Regions from separate parts of the Homo sapiens genome. Here region 2 is linked to region 1. The links are chromatin loops, found by intact Hi-C in ENCODE. Cell type or tissue: mesothelial cell of epicardium. All regions are shown on one strand. Each heading gives the region's core, and the rest is flanking DNA. Links, peaks and the distances in the headings are about the cores only. Region 1 overlaps ABCA12 (ATP binding cassette subfamily A member 12). Region 2 overlaps ABCA12 (ATP binding cassette subfamily A member 12).

Region 1 (8,344 bases), core at 40-8,039:
TCCTTAGCTACCTTCCCCTTGTTCTTCAGACTCTCCTCCTAGCCCCTCCTCTTGCTTGCTTATACTCAGCCCCATGAATAGCAGTGAAAGGTTACTCATAGACACTATGTGCTTTCTAATACACCATAAAAATCGAACCGCCCCCTCTACCCAGTTGCCCCATCAATCCCCATTACAACCTCTAACAGCTGCTGCCCTCGCTAAATCCCTAAGAGTCTGAGTGCAAGACATCATCTCTTTTGGTGCTCCCTCTCATCTTTTCACTTTACAGTTCCAGTTTTGCCTTACATAGTTCTCTTCTTCCTCTGTGGCTTCTCCACCTACATGTGTCTACCTATCAATGGGACAGGCACATGTATGCTAGTTTTCCTTATCCCCAAAAATCAATTTGCAAATAGGACCGAACAGTGCCCTGTCCCCCTCATGACAGCAACACTTCACTACTATTTTGTTTTGTTTTGTTTTGTTTATTATGAATACAAGACGACAGGAATAGGCCTTGACTTACTCATTGCTGAAAAAGGAAGACTCTACATTTTTAAATGAAGAGTGTTGTTTTTACCTAAATCAATCTGGCCTAGTATATAACAACATAAAAAAACTCAAAGATAGAGCCCAAAAACTCACCAACCAAGCAAGTAATTACACCAAACCCCCTTGGGCACTCTCTAATTGGATGTCCTGGGTCCTCCCAATTCTTAGTCCTTTAAAACCTGTTTTTCTCCTTCTCTTATTCGGACCTTGTGTCTTCCATTTAGTTTCCCAATTCATACAGAACCGCATCCAGGCCACATCAATCATTCTATACGACAAATGCTCCTTCTAACAAACCCACAATATCACCTCTTACCCCAAAATCTTTCTTCAGTTTAATCTCTCCCATTCTAGGTTCCCACACCTCCCCTAATCCTGCTCGAAGCAGCCCTGAGAGACATCACGCATTATCTCTCCATACCACCCCCAAAAATTTTTGCCATCCCAACACTTCACCTCTATTTTGTTTTGTTTTTCCTATTAATATAAGAAGACAGGAATGTCAGGCCTCTGAGCCCAAGCCTGCACATATACATCCAGATGGCCTGAGGCAACTGAAGAACCACAAAAGAAGTGAAAATGACCGGTTCCTGCCTTAACTGATGACATTACCTTGTGAAATTTCTTCTCCTAGCTCAAAAGCTGTCCCACTGAGCACCTTGTGACCACACCCCTGCCTGCAAAAGAACAACCCCCTTTGACTGTAATTTTCCACTACCTACCCAAATCCTATAAAACTGCCCCACCCCTATCTTCCTTTGCTGACTCCTTTTTCAGACTCAGTCTGCCTGCACCCAGGTGATTAAAAGCTTTATTGCTCACACAAAGCATGTTTGGTGGTCTCTTCACACGGACGTGCATAACAATATGTATAACAAATACACCAGAAGACCTGGGTTCAAGTAGGAAGCTCTGCCGTTTACCAGCTGTTTAATCTTGGGCAAGTTACCTACTCATAGTAATCTTTTATTGAGCCCTTACTATATGCATCTATAGACTGCAGGCATCCTTTTGTGTGATACCACAAATTATCTTATTACATGCTATCTTATTAGTTTTATTCTTATTTTACTCCCCAACAATGCTATGAAGTAGGTTCTTTGATTATCCCCAACTGAGGCACAGAAGAATTAACTTCCCAATGACACAAAGGTGAAGCTGAGATTTGAATTGAGTACCCTGATCAAAGGCCCAGGGGTTTGATCATTAGGCTCTACTTGCTTCTCTAAGAGTTTTGATTTTTCTCATCTGGAAATGGAAATCACAGTAATTAATCTCTCAGGTTTGGTACAAGAATTGAAAGATAAGTTACATGAAAGAAGTCATTATTGTCACTATTCTGTTTTCTCAGACTCCCAAATCAAAAGCCAGAAGAGTGTTTTTATTTCAAACCATTCCTTTGTCCCCCAAATCCAGTCTCTACCATATTCTACTACTTCCTCTTCCCAGTATCTTTAAGACTTACTCATTCTTCTCCATTTTTGTTTCTCCAATTACATTAGAGTACCCACTACTTTTTATATTATAATTTCAATAACTGTGTAATTCTTTTTCTTTCTCCAGCCTTTCCTTGCCCTGATCTAGTCTTCTGACACTATCTGATTAATATGCACAAAACTCCATATTTTTATTGCCATGGGTCATTCTTCATTGCTTATGGAATAAAGATATTCCTATATCTTCACCCTGGTATTTATGACTCCGGGTCTCTTGGTCTAATTTTATAGATTCAAACTCATTTCCCAGTAGAATCTAATGGAATTTAGGAAAAAGGGGGCATTTCCTTAACTGTTAAGTATCTGATACGCTAGGCACTGCTTGTATTTGTGGGAAAAACAGACTTAGGTATAGATCCTATGAAGGGAAGACCAGAGGCACAAACATCAAATAAATGCATACTTAGTCAATTACAATTATAAAGGAGGGCTGGTGTAGGAGTGAAAACTAACCTGGTATAGAGGTTCAGAGAAAGTTCCCTGAAGCAAAATAAGCCCTTTACCCCCACCTTCACGAAATTGTTCATTCTCTTCCTTTCCTTACAAAACTCCCCACTCTTCTCCATGCAAATCCAAGTATCCTATTAGTTTTTTTTTGAGGACATAGCTTAAGTCTTATTTATGCTATTAAGCTTTACCTTACTTCTCTAGCCTCCAAAAATCTTTTTTTTTCTAAAAAATCTTAGTGCATTGATGGTTCTTTGTTCCTGCTATCACACTTGATTATGTAATAGATTGCGGATTTTACAGTTACTGTAATTTGATTATCCATGTTTTTACCTAAAAATCCTGCGTTCTTTCCCTTTAGAGTCCACATGATGCTATAATAAATAAATATTTGCTTAACAAATAGCCGAGTGTTTTGGGGTGTGCACAGCTGGGTGCTAGAAATCTATGTAACAAAAGCAGGGACTGGAATCACGGCTGTAATACATTGAGCAACCTTCCTAAAGCTTGCGATTAACCTAATCCCACTCTTGTTCATTTGCTTTCAGTTGTATTTGAGCTAAAATTTAATACTCTTTGCACTAACATTGCAGAAAAACTGATTGCTTATTGTTCTGGGAGTTTGGCTACATTAATACTATCTAATATTAACAAATTCCATAAAAGCCCTAACGTTAAACCTGCCTATGAAATACACTGGTCCCTGTTATTTACCTTCTGGATTATATATTTAATGCCAAATTTCCACATAAAACCAAAGATAAATCAACAAAATAAAGACCTTAAATATCAGTTCTTGGGTATATCTCTGAAAAGAATGTAACCTGCATAACAAAGTTCTATAATTTTTTTTCCCTGATTTTCAGAGCTCTGCTTATCATAAAACCTAAAAACAGCTAATTAAAGCTAACAGGATTCAGTGGAGGTAAGTCAAGTTTTCACAGGAGTTAGGTTCAATTTTGGTCCAAAATTTTTCCAGAATAAACCATGTTAGAGCTGTGTAGAGAGGTGTATGAGAGTTTAGGTATGCCATGTGGCATCCTAATTCATTTGTTTCTCTTTGCGGTTTAAATGTCAAAGTACAACACAACTCAAATGGGAGGAATTCCAGCTGATCCACACTTATCCCAGCCCCCACACCCCCTGCAATATTACTGCTCTTGAAAAGACTATGTTCAAAACAATGATTCAATGGTAGGAAGTTCATTTGCCATAGAATCCTTCTGGGTGGTTATCACAGAGCTTCTCAAACTCCAGGAGTTCCATCTCTTCTATATCCAGAATATCTAACTTCTGCCCTTTGAACATGGTGCCCTTTCAGCAAATATGACAGAATAATAACCTGCACAAAAGGCAACCACTCCAGATTGTATTCCCATTTTCCACTGACTTGTAAGTAAATTTGAACAGACTTCTTTAAACTTCCAGCCTTCAATTATTGTTGCACCAAATTCACTCATTTGTTCAACAAATATTTGTTGGGTGACTAAGTGCCAAGCAATATTCCAGAGAGTAATTCTGTTAGCTGTGCCAACAGCAAGGTGAGCATCTCTACAGACATGAGTGACTCTGTTTGACAGATAGCATAGAGAGTAGAAAGAGGATATGGGAAGTAAGAACAAATTAAATCTTGCTTCAACACTTAGTAAGGACTGTCACTAAAATCTTTGAAAGTAAATGTCTCCATCTGTAAAACAGTAATAGCTCAAAAACATTTAATGAGTGCCTCAACGTGCAGGCCCTGCTAGGTACTAGGAATTCAGTGTGGCCCAAAGCAGATAAGGACACCGCGATGATGGGGCTGAATATCGTAAGCACGTTTATGCCCTTTGTTATTGCACCATTGAATCTTGTTAGGCTGTGTGGTGGTTTTAAAATGTATCCACAGAATCTTCGGCACTTTTTTTCAAAAGGTGGAGCCTAATTCCCTTAAATATGAGTCAGGCTGAAGCACTTGTTCTCATGAATAGAATGTGGCAGTGTGATGCTCTAAGGCATTTAAGGGCAGGACAGAAAAAGGATAGTTTCTGCCTATCTTGGATTGCTTTCTCTGGGGAAAGCCAGCCACTCTGTCTTGAGGACACTCAAGTAGCTTCAAGGCCCAGCTGGGGAGAAGCTGAGGCCTCCCACCAACTGTCAGTGCCAACGCACCAGCCATGTGAGCTATCCACCTTGGAAACAGATCTTCCAGCCCTACTCGAGTTGTTGGATGACTGACGTCCTAGCCCAAATCCTGACTGCAAACTCATGAGACACACCAAGGCAAAGCCATGTGGCTAAGTCACTCTTTAATTTCCGACCCCAGCTGGGCGCGGTGGCTCACGCCTGTAATCCCAGCATTTTAGGAAGCCAAGGCGGGCAGATCACAAGGTCAAGAGATCGAGACCATCCAGGCCAACATGGTGAAACCCCGTCTCTACTAAAAATACAAAAATTAGCTGGGCACGGTGGCGTATGCCTGTAATCCCAGCTACTCGGGAGGCTGAGGCAGTAGGATCACTTGAACACAGGAGGTGGAGGTTGTAGTGAGCCCACATCACGCCACTGCACTCCAGCTTGGTGACAGAGCGAGACTTCATCTCAAAAAAAAAAAAAAAAAAATTCTGACCCCTGGAAAATGGAGGATGATAAATGTTTATTGTTGTTGCCACTAAGTTTTGAGGGGCAATTTGTTATAGAGCAACAGATAACTAATACAGCCTGTGATATAAACATCTGGATGGATATAAACAATTAGGGTGGAAAACTTAACAAACTTCCTTTAGTTTACCTCCCATGCTGTAAAACACAAAATTAAATAACTCTTCACAGACTTCCAATGTTTCCATTACTACAGGATAAAATCTAGACTCCTAGTCTAGTATTCAAAACCCTACATGATGAAATTGATCTCTCTCTCTCTCTCTCTTTTTTTTTTTTTAAGAAACAGGGTCTTACTCTCTTTCCCAGGCCTGGAGTACAGTGGCACAATCATGGCTCACTGCAGCCTCGACCTCCCAGGCTCAAGTGATCTTCCCACCTCAGCCTCCCAAGTAGCTGGCACCACAGGCACATACCACCACATGTGACTAATTTTTTATTTTTATTTTTTTGTAGAGATTGTGTCTCCCTCTGTTTCCCAGTCTACTCTCAAGCAAAACACTCTACTTTGGCTAGACTAGTCTACCTATCTTTAGCCAGTTAAGCCTGAGAAGTTCTGCCTCCAAGATCTCGATCATGCCCCTTCTGCCTCTTGAAAGCCACTTCCTCTTGTTGCATATTCACTTTTTTTTCTTCCAAGCTTAATTTAATCCTGAAGTAATTCTCAATTACCCTAATTCGCAGCCATCTTTTCCTTTTTAAACATCCAGTAGTTTTCATTGCCAATGCTGCCTATTTAATATTTATTTTCCTATTTGCACAATTGTTACATGTCACTATTAATCAATGAATATTTGAGTTCCCATTATGTGCAAAGTACTGGCCAAGATCTATATTTAACACTTTTACTTTAATTATATTTAATTTTTTGTTTTTAAAAATATATTATGGCCCATAATCTATCTTGTGTGTTTCTTCACTTTACAATTCCATCGTAAGCAACTTGAGGTCAGAACGCAGTCCTGCTCTTTACAGCCCTAGGCACATCCTTGTAGAATATAAATCTCCAGAAGCATCTTTTTTTAACCATCTCCACATAGGGCAGCAATTTCAAAATAATGAAAAGATTTTAACATTTCTCATTCTTCTGATATTTATGAAGCCATAAATGCAGTGTTATAAAGCTAGAGTGGGAAGTGCTTGTTTGCATGGACCTGGGTTCCCTGGGCATGTAACTTATCAATGAAATCATCTTGGAAAAGCACCAGTTCAGGAAATTGTGAACACGTCCTTCTTTAGACACTGCTCCAACAGTACTCTCTGAGAGGAGGTTTGCTCCTCTTCGCACCTGTCCTAAAAACGTGTCTTCAATATAAGACATGAAGAATGGTGTGAGACTTCTGATATCCTGGGGATTACAGTGAAAGACTGAGTGCTGAAAAGAAGAATAGGGTGCTGGCAGCCACTGAAAGCCTGCAAGCTAACTCAGGTGAAAGGCAAGTTCTTCTCCGTGATTATTCAAAGAATTAAATCCATTCTCTGGTTTGTTTTCACAGTGATGAGCTGATCTAAAATTATTTTTAAGTTGAAAAGAAAGGAAAAAGTAGCTCACAAACTTGAAGTAGCATAAGAATCACCTGGCGAGTTCTTCAAAATTTAAACTCTCTGGTCCTCAACACCATCCCACTCACCACCACCTCCAACTCCACCTCCACCTCCAGATGCCAACTCAGAAAGCCTAGGGTAATACTCTGCCATTTGTCTATTTCAGCAAACATACTTAGATCATTTTGATTGAGGTAGAGTAGCTGGGTACATCTGTTTGTAAATCCCCAAAATAGAGAAAAGACAAAGAAGAAAAATATTGATAATAGCATGTGATTTCTGTATTATTTGCTCCTTAGTTTGCTCCATTTTCACTTCCCAAATTTCTCCTAAATTGTGTAAATCTTATTTTGGACAGTATGAAATTAGAGGGTTATGGCTAACCTTGCACTGAAAACCTTCATAGTACAAAGAGTAATTCTCTATTTTTAAAAGAAATCTGCATTTAAAAAATCTGAAAAGAAAATGGAGGATTGAAGGAGGGGGTGTTTAAAAAGCCTAAGGAAATAGCTAGCTCTGATAGAGAAGTATACAGATTTCTTTTAGCCTCAGTTACTATTTCTCTTGGGCAATCAAGAGATCATGAAAAAGAAGACCGAAGTGGAAGTCTTAACTCCAGAATTCCCAATCCAGCCACCAGCTCCTACTCCTTAAAACCATCTCCCACACAGCTGCAGGAACACCTTCTAAACTATTGTCTAGTCCCAATGGTCCTATTTTATTTGTTTGTACACGTGTGTGTGTGTGTGTGTGCCTATGTATGTGTGTTTGTGAGTATTTGGTACATGCATAGAAAAAAGTCCTAGCAAATGTACACTGAAATGTTAACAATGGTTCTCTTTAGAGGTTGAGATTATGCATGACTTCCATTTTTTACAGTATGCACACTCGTACCTCATTATTTAATTTTTAATAATGAGCATGTATATCTATAGTCAGAAAAATCTATAAACATTTAAAAATAAAACTAATTTAGTAAAAATAATTCCAGTGGCTTCTCATCACCTTTAAGATAAAGTCTAGGCCTGACGCAATGGCGCATGCCTGTAATCCCAGCACTTTGGGAGGCCGAGGTGGGTGAATCACTTGAGGTCAGGAGTTCGAAACCAGCCTGGCCAACATGGTGAAACCCTGTCTCTACTAAAAATACAAAAATTAGCTGGGCATGATGGCGCGCACCTGTAGTCCCAGCTGTTTGGGAGGCTGAGGCAGGAGAATTGCTTGAACCCAGGAGGCGGAGGTTGTGGTGAGCTGAGATTGCACCACTGCATTCCAGTCTGGGCGATAGAGCAAGACCCTGTCTCAAAAAAATAAAAATAAACTCTAATACTTTTGGTTTGGACCAAACAGCCTTATCTTTCAGTACTCAACAAGCATCTTCCTTTTTCAGGCAAAAGAGATTCCAAATTCCTGGCACATCTAACTCTTCCACATTCTATGTCCTCACTCATGTAAGTTGCTTTCTGTAAGAAATGCAATGACACTGGTTATCTAACTGATGAACTCCTACTCATTCTTCAAGACTCATGCTAAGTCTTAGCACTGAACTCTACGTTGGAGCTAAGGAAAAAGAAAAGTTGGTAACCCCGATCCTGTTTTTACTTTGAATATTGATATTTTGTTCATCATAAGGTTTTGTATTAATTTTGATTTTGTAAAATTCTCTCTTGAACAATTATTGA
Region 2 (8,344 bases), core at 121-8,120, 53 kb before region 1:
TGGCTCACGCCTGTAATCCCAGCACTTTGGGAGGCTGAGGCAGGCAGATCACAAGGTCAGGAGTTTGAGACCAGCCTGGCCAATATGGTGAAACCCCGTCTCTACCAAAAATACAAAAATTAACCGGGCATGGTGGCACGTGCCTGTAGTCCCAGCTACTCGGGAGGCTAAGGCAGAAGAATCGCTTGAACCCAGGAGGCAGAGGTTGCAGTGAGCCAAGATCGTGCCACTGCACTCCAGCCTGGGCGACAGAGCGAGACTCCATCTCAAAAAAAAAAAAAAAAAGGAATACAGTGGAGTTGCTATGGAGAACAGTATGGAGGTTCCTTAAAAATTACAAATAGACTATCATATATGATCCAGCAATCTCACATCTGGATTCTTATCCAAAAGAATTGAAATTAGAATAATGAAGAGATAGTAGTATTGCTGTGTTCATTGCAGCACTATTCACAATAGTCAAAATGTGGAGATAACCTAAATGTCCATCAACAAATAAATGAATAAGAAAACGTGCTATATAAACACAATGAATACTATTCAGACTTAAAAAAGAATGCATTTTGAAATATGCAACAACATGGATGAACCCTGAAGACATGATGTGAAATGATAATGCATAACCACTTAAGCCAGTCACACAAAGCAAAATACTACAAAATTTCTTGTATGGGAAGTATCTAAAATAGTTAAATTCCTAGAATCAAAGAGTCAAGTGATGGTTTCTAGGGTCTGATTAGAAAGGGAAATGGGAGTTGGTAATGAACAGGCATGGAGTTTCAGTTAAGCAAGATGAATAAGCTCTAGAGATCTGCTGTACAGCATTGTACCTATAGCTTACAATTTAAAAATGTGTTAAAAGGGCAGAGCTCATGTTAAGTGTTCTTATGAATATAAAATAATTTTTAAGTCAAATGTCATTTGCTTCATAATAATTTGAAACTATTTCTCTTTAGGTTTTATGTTTGTTTGGGATAGAATCTCATTCTGTCACCCAGGCCAGAGAGCACTGACATTATCATGGCTCACTGCAACCTCAAACTCCCAAGCTCAAGCGATCCTCCCACCTCAGCCTCCCAAGTAGCTGGGACCACAGGTATGCACTACCATGCCCAGCTACTTTTTTATTTTATTTTATTTTTTTGTAGAGATAGTATCCCACTATGTTGCCCAGGCTAGTCTTGAACTCCTGGACTCAAGCAATTTTCTCATGTCCACCTCCCAAATTGTTGGGATTACAGGCATAAGCCACTGCACTCAGCCTCTTGTAAGTTTTATTTTATTTTTAATTGACACATAATTGTTCATATTTATAGAGTACAGTGTGATAATTTGGTACATGTATACAATGTGTAAAGCTCAAATTAGTATAATTAATGTATCCATTGCCTCAAACGTTTATTATTTGTTTATCATGAGGACATCTGAAATCTTCTTTTACCGTTATTTTGAAATATACAATGGATTACTATTAACTGCAATCACCCTACTGTGCAATAGAACAGTAAAATTTATTCCTCCTATCTAATTGTAACTTTCTACCCCTTGATCAACCTTCCCTCATCCTCCCCTTTCACCCAACCTCTGGTAATCATTATTCTACATTCTACTATGAGATCAACTTTTTTAGGATCCACATAAAAATGAGATTATGTAGTATTTGTCTTTCTGTGCATGGCTGTTTTAATTTGTTGAGGAACCTCCATATTATTTTCCACAATGGCCATTCTACTTTACATTCCCACCAAGAGTGTGCAAGAGTTTCCCTTTCTCTGTATCCCTGCCAGCATCTGTTATTGTTTTTGTCTTTTTGGTAATAGCCATTCTAACTGCAGTTAGATGATATCTCATTATAGTTTTGATTTTCATTTCCCTGATGATGAGTGATGTTGAGCATTTTAAAAATACACGTGTTGGCCATTTATATGTGTTATTTTGAGAAATATCTATTCAGATCTTTTGTCCATTTTAAATTGCATTATTTGTTTTTTTGCTACTAAGGTGCTTGAGTTGAAGCCATTTATTAATAAGCTATTTTCATTATTATGCAGACTCTTTTACATATATAATCATTACTTGACAACATACTCTACTGCATAGTGCCAAAATATGCAATAATTTTATTTTAAAATTTAAAGGGAATTAAAATAGCTGCAGAACTTGGATCAGAGGTTGTTGTTAAAATAGCCACAGCACAATGTTTTTGCCAGTGTAATTTGCTCCGCCAAAATAATGCCTAGAGTATTTTTAGATCTTCTGTCTTTTAGTAAATATTATTTTGTGGAATTTTTGTTGTTGTTGTTGTTGTTGTTGATTTTTTAATCAAATTTCATTGAGGTATAATTTAAATACAATAAGATGCACCTATATTAGGTGTACAATTAAATGAGTTTTTTTTAAGTTGTAAAGTGATCATTTTAATTGTATAAACTTACGGGGTACAAAGTGAAGTTATAAGTTTTGACAAATACACATACATGTAACCACCATGCCAATTAAGATACAAACATTTCAATCACCCCAGAAAATTTTTCTCATGCAATTGCTCCTGAATCCACTGATCTGATTTCTAACATTATAGATTAATTGTGTCAATTCTAGAACCTTCTATAAATAGGATGATAACGCTATCTACATACACAGTATATATTTTTTGTTTTGATGTTTTTGCCAGCATAATATTAATGAGACTTATTTACCTTGTATGACTCAATAATCTGCTTATTTTTATTGTTGTGTTGTATTTTAATATATGAATAAACCACAATTTGTTTTGCCATTTTTTTATAGAGATTTGATTACCTGGCTCCACTTTTAGCTATTATCAAGAAATAAACATCAGCATACAAGTCTTCATATAGGTGTATATTTTCATTTTCTTGGATAAATACCCAAGAGTAGAATGCAGCCTCATACGGATCTACTGTTTTACTTCATTAGAAGCTGTCACACTATTTTCCAAATGACTGTGTTGTTTCCCATGCTAACTTGTAATATATGACCGCTTCAGTTGCTCTATGTTCTTGCTAACACTTGGAATTATCCATCTTTTAACATTTAACCCATTCCAGTGAGTGTGTAGTGATATCTTATTTGGGGTCTGAATATTATTGACTCTTTTCACTGCTACACTATACAAGTCAAATAATTCCCCTTCTCCTTTTACAGATTCACCTGTTTGCTTCCTAAGACAGAAAATAAATAGGAGGAAAAGGATCAGAGTCAAAATTCTGAGTGAGTGAAAATTTCCCTAAGAGATAAAATGAGGGTTAACATAGAGAATCAAACTTCCTAATATCTTGCTTCTTCTGTATTCCAGTTATGGTGTGTTACCATGGAAAGAGTATAGGACTGGGATTCAAATTCTTTAAGTTTAGGTCCTGGCTTTGCCATGTACTAACTGTAGAACCTTGGGGAAGCCATTTGACCTCCATAAGGATTTGTCTCCTCTTCTATAAAATGGGAATCCATTGTCTCCAGCTCAAAGCACTATTCTGAGAATCAAATGAGATTGTTTTATCAATACAAGGGCTTATTATAAGGTCTTTGAATAGATATAAGCTCTTAAAAGCATTCCAAAAGTAAAAAGCAATCTCTTCTGATGCTCTAGACATATAAAATAGACTACATCATGCTATTAGTGACATATAAGAGAGGCAGCCTGGGTTCTGGAGTTAGAAAATCTAGTTGCAAACCCTTCTAGATGCAGGATCTGCAAATACTTAATTTTTAGGACTGTTAATCTAATTTATAAAATAAATACTGTTTGTTGTAAGATTCAATGTGATCATGTGTACAAACGACTTGGTAACACATCTAGCATGTAATAGGCACTTAATAATCGAACATCATTGATGCAGTAGTTGGATTTTTAAGGCTCATTTTCAAATTAGCTATACAGGGCAATCAAAACCTAAGTACTGTCCATTAAACTCTAAATACTGGCCGTGCCCAGATCTCTTTTACGAATAAAGTAACCTTTAAAGGTGTTTCTCCTGCAAAGGTTTTAAAATCTTTATAACATATATACCAAGGCTAACTGATATGCAGGCTTGGAAAGGTCATTTCTAAGCTGACTACACATGAGGGAGGCCAACCTCTTTGAGGTGGCTTGGAACAAAACTCTTACCAATATGGTTGTTTTATGTTGGATGGTACCAAACAAAACTCACTGAGATATTTTATTCCTGGATAGTTTAAATGCTAGTTGCATAGAGCTCAGGTTGTCCCTGAATGAACTGGAGTCAGTGCTGCAATATACTGTTGGTCCTGCTGTACACCTCATTCTTAGAAGCTCTGCGATACCCAGTAACAATACAACAGTTAGGATCAGTTCCTCGTGGATGCTTCCATAACCTTGATGACCACAGTGTATGTTTCTTCTTTGCTTAACTAATACACTCACCTTCACTGCTAAAATCTGCAATAAGAGGCTGAAGGATTATTTGCTCTGTGTTTAAATAACCCAGATAACAGTAATCATCACAGGTAACATTTTTTTAAACACTTCTTTGTGAACACTAATATTACATTTAATTCTTACATTTTCTTACCTGTTTGCCTTTCGAAGAACATCAAATAGATTGCTTAGTGATGTGTCATTCTGAAACACATTTGGAAAACTAGACAGAAGCTGCCACACAGCTTTCTGCTCTTGCACTTGTGAGAAGAAAGACAGCATTCTGACTATTTCCTGAAACACTATCTTCTGATTGTTGGGGTCACTGGATAGCTTAAAATATAAAACCACAAACAGAGCAAAATGAGACTTTAACATTTGTAATCACATGGTTTGCTGTTTTTAAAAGCATCAAAAATCTAGATTTTCACATAAGCAATTCTTTTAGACCTTCACTCAGTTTGAAGCCAATCTTTTATTTGGAAAACCAGCAACTACTTCTAATGTTCTTAAACATAATTGGATCTTTTCCCTGTAACTCCAGAAATTGGCATAAAAGTTTGGTTAACAAAGCTGTATTTATATAAAATATTTCAAATTATATATTTGGAAATTAAAATTAAGTTCCTAAAATAATTTTAGCTCTGAGTAATGTTTTTTTTTCTTAGGACTTGGTTTAGGGTTGCAGATATATCTTCCCTATACTTATTACTAGGTGTTATATTGTTTGGATGGAGTACTCCTTAACTAATATATAGATTAGTAGAGATACGGATAGATTTTTATATATATATAAAATATAATATAATATAATATATATAAGAGCGTGTGTGTGTGTATATATATATATACATAATTCAGGAAAATGTTTACTATTACAATTACACATACTTAGTGCTATGTGATTTTGAACAATGTCTTTTTTACCACATGTTCTATTCTACATGACTGCCAATTTTGTTAAAAAAACAATTGTAAGTACTTTACATTGGATTGGGGATTATTATAACTGTATTTTTTTGTGTTCTCTCATTGTATGTGGGGTTGCATTAAATGTAGATTATTGCTGTCTCATTTTTACCATTGTTGTTTAAGGCTAGTGTATGTACTATTCATAATAGCAAAGACATGAAATCAACCCAAATGCCCATAAATGATAGACTGGATAAAGAAAATATGACACTATACACCATGGAATACTATGCAGTCAGAAAAAAAGGAATGAGATCATGTCCTTTGCAGGGACATGTATGGAGCTGGAAGTCATTATCCTCAGCAAACTAACACAGGAACAAAAAACCAAACACTGCATGTTCTCACTTGTAAGTGGGAGCTGAACAATGAGAACACATGGACACACAGAGGGGAACAACACACACTGGGGTCTGTCAGAGCTGGATAGGGGGAGGGAAGACATCCAGATAAATAGCTAATGCATTCTTGGCTTAATACCTAGGTGATGGGTTGATAGGTGCAGCAAACCACCATGGCATACATTTACCTATGTAAGAAACCTGCATGTCCTACACATGTATCCTGGAACTTAACATTAAATTAAATTTGTTTAAAGACTAATGTATGCAAACACTCCATAGTAGAGTGTTCTTGCTTCTAATGTATAATATTTTGGTGAGAGGGATATACTGTTTTATCAAAATCTAACTTATTGCTGAGGAATCACATTACCTAACTTCAGACTATACTGCAGGGCTACAGTAACCAAAACAGCATGGTACTGGTACAAAAACAGACACATAGACCAATGGAACAGAATAGCAAACCCAGAAATAGGGCTACACACCTACAACCATCTGATCTTCAACAGAGGTGACAAAAACAAGCCATGGGGAAAGAACTCCCTATTCAATAAATGACATTGGGATAACCAGCTAGCCATATGCAGAAGAATGAAACTGGTTACACCATACACAAAATTCAACTCAATTAAAAAATATACACCTTGCTTACACCATATACAAAATTCAACTCAAGTTTGATTAAAGACTTAAATGTAAAACCCCAAATTATAAAAACCCTGGAAGACAGCCTAGGCAACACAATTCTAGACACAGGAAATGGTAAATATTTTATGACAAAGATGCCAAAAGCAATCAAAATAAAAGCAAAAGTTGACAAATGGGATCTAATTAAACTTAACAGCTTCTGCACAGCAAAGAAACCATCAACAGAATAAACAGACAACCTACAGAATGGGAGAACATTTTTGCAAACTATGCATCTGAAAAAGGTCTAATATCCAACATCTATAAGGAAGTTCAACAAATTTACAAGAAAAAAAAAAAACTCCACTAAAAAGTGGGCAAAGGACATGAACAGATGCTTTTCAAAAGAACATATACCTACAGCCAACAAGCATATGAAAAAAAGCTCAATATCACTGATCATTAGAGAAATGCAAATCAAAACCACAATGAGATGCCATCTCACACCAGTCAGAATGGCTATTAAAAAGTCAAAAAATAACAGATGCTGGTGAGGTTACAGAGAAAAGGGAACACTTAAACACTGTTAGTGGGAGTATAAATTAGTTTAAACATTGTGGAAAACAGTGTGGTGATTCCTCAAAGACCTAAAAACAGAGCTACCATTCAACCCAGTAATCCCATTACTGGGTATATACCCAGCAGAATATAAATTATCCTACTATAAAGACATATGCACACATATGTTAACTGCAGCACTAGTCACAAAATAACAAAGACACAGAATCAGCCGGTGCAGTGGCTCACGTCTATAATCCCAGCACTTTGGGAGGCCGAGGCAGGTGGGTCACTTGAGGTCAGGAGTTCGAGATGAGCCTGGCCAACATGGCAAAACCCTATCTCTACTAATAATACAAAAAAAAAAAAATTAGCTGGGTGTGGTGGCCTGCACCTGTAGTCCCAGCTAGTCGGGAGGCTGAGGCACGAGAATTACTTGAACCCAGGAGGCGGAGGTTTCAGTGAGCTGAGATAGCACCTTTGCCCTCCAGCCTGAGTGACAGAGTGAAGCTGTGTCTCAGAAAAAACAAAAAACAAAGCAAAACAAAAACAAAGACATGGAATCAACCTAAATGCCCATCAATGGCAGATTGGATGAAGAAAATGTGGTACATATACACTGCGGAATACTATGCAGCCATAACAAAGAATGAGATGATGTCCTTTGCAGGAAAATGGATGGAGCTGGAGGCCATTATCCTTAGCAAATTATGCAGGAACAGAAAACGAAATACTGCATTTTCTCACTTATAAGTGGGAGCTACATGACGAGAACACGTGGACACAAAGAGGGAAACAACCGACACTGGGACTTACTTGAGTGTGAAGTGTGGGAGGAGGGTGAGGATCAGAAAAAAATAACTACTGAGTACTAGGCTTAGTACCTCGGTGACAGAATAATCTAGACAACAAACCACTGTGACATGAGTTTACTTATATAACAAACCTGCAATATGTGCCCCTGAACCTAAAATAAAAGTTTTTGAAAATTCACAATTAAAGAAAAATTAGCTTTTCAAACTAGGTTTGAAGTCAGTGAGAAAAATAAAAAGATTTTACCCATTATTCTAAATTCTGGCAGTTATATGACTGTGACAGTTTAATTATTAAACTTGTATCACAGCCTGAGTAATCTCACCTAAAGATCTCAGAGAAAACTATCAAACTTCATTTACTGTAGAGCAAAGCCATATTTTATTTATAAAGGTGTGTCCACATTAACCATAATGTAATATTTTTGGTTTAGCATTGAAATCGTTTCAACCTTTCACATTAAATAAGTAATACTACTTAAGATTAAACTTTGTGTGCAAATGTCTATGTGAGGAAAACATGCCTAAGGTAAACAAATATCCCAGTCAGCATTTCCCAGTCTACACGGGCTATAGATTTACCCTTTAATTCATGTTGAGTCACTTTGTGGATCAAAGATCTACACTCACCT

What was found. Peaks named below come from ENCODE experiments on the same cell type or tissue, not always from the same donor. Only the 100,000 strongest peaks of a DNase experiment are listed, where the experiment ranks them.
Region 2: it touches region 1 in a loop (4-fold over the local background); 2 of 110 quality-filtered maps call a loop at or near these places.

Annotation. Positions count from the first base shown.
Region 1 is chr2:215,094,633-215,102,976 of GRCh38, forward strand. The region is part of intron 2 of ABCA12 (ATP binding cassette subfamily A member 12); the gene reads right to left. Among named protein-coding and RNA genes, the nearest start is that of ABCA12, 40 kb to the right of the region's middle. In mesothelial cell of epicardium, for the core only: no CTCF peak of the experiment used is centred there; a DNase peak (open chromatin) is centred at 4,751.
Region 2 is chr2:215,041,284-215,049,627 of GRCh38, forward strand. ABCA12 (ATP binding cassette subfamily A member 12) reads right to left here. Exons shown (of 53, transcript NM_173076.3): 6 at 8,343-8,344; 7 at 4,554-4,732. Among named protein-coding and RNA genes, the nearest start is that of ABCA12, 93 kb to the right of the region's middle. In mesothelial cell of epicardium, for the core only: no CTCF peak of the experiment used is centred there; no DNase peak of the experiment used is centred there.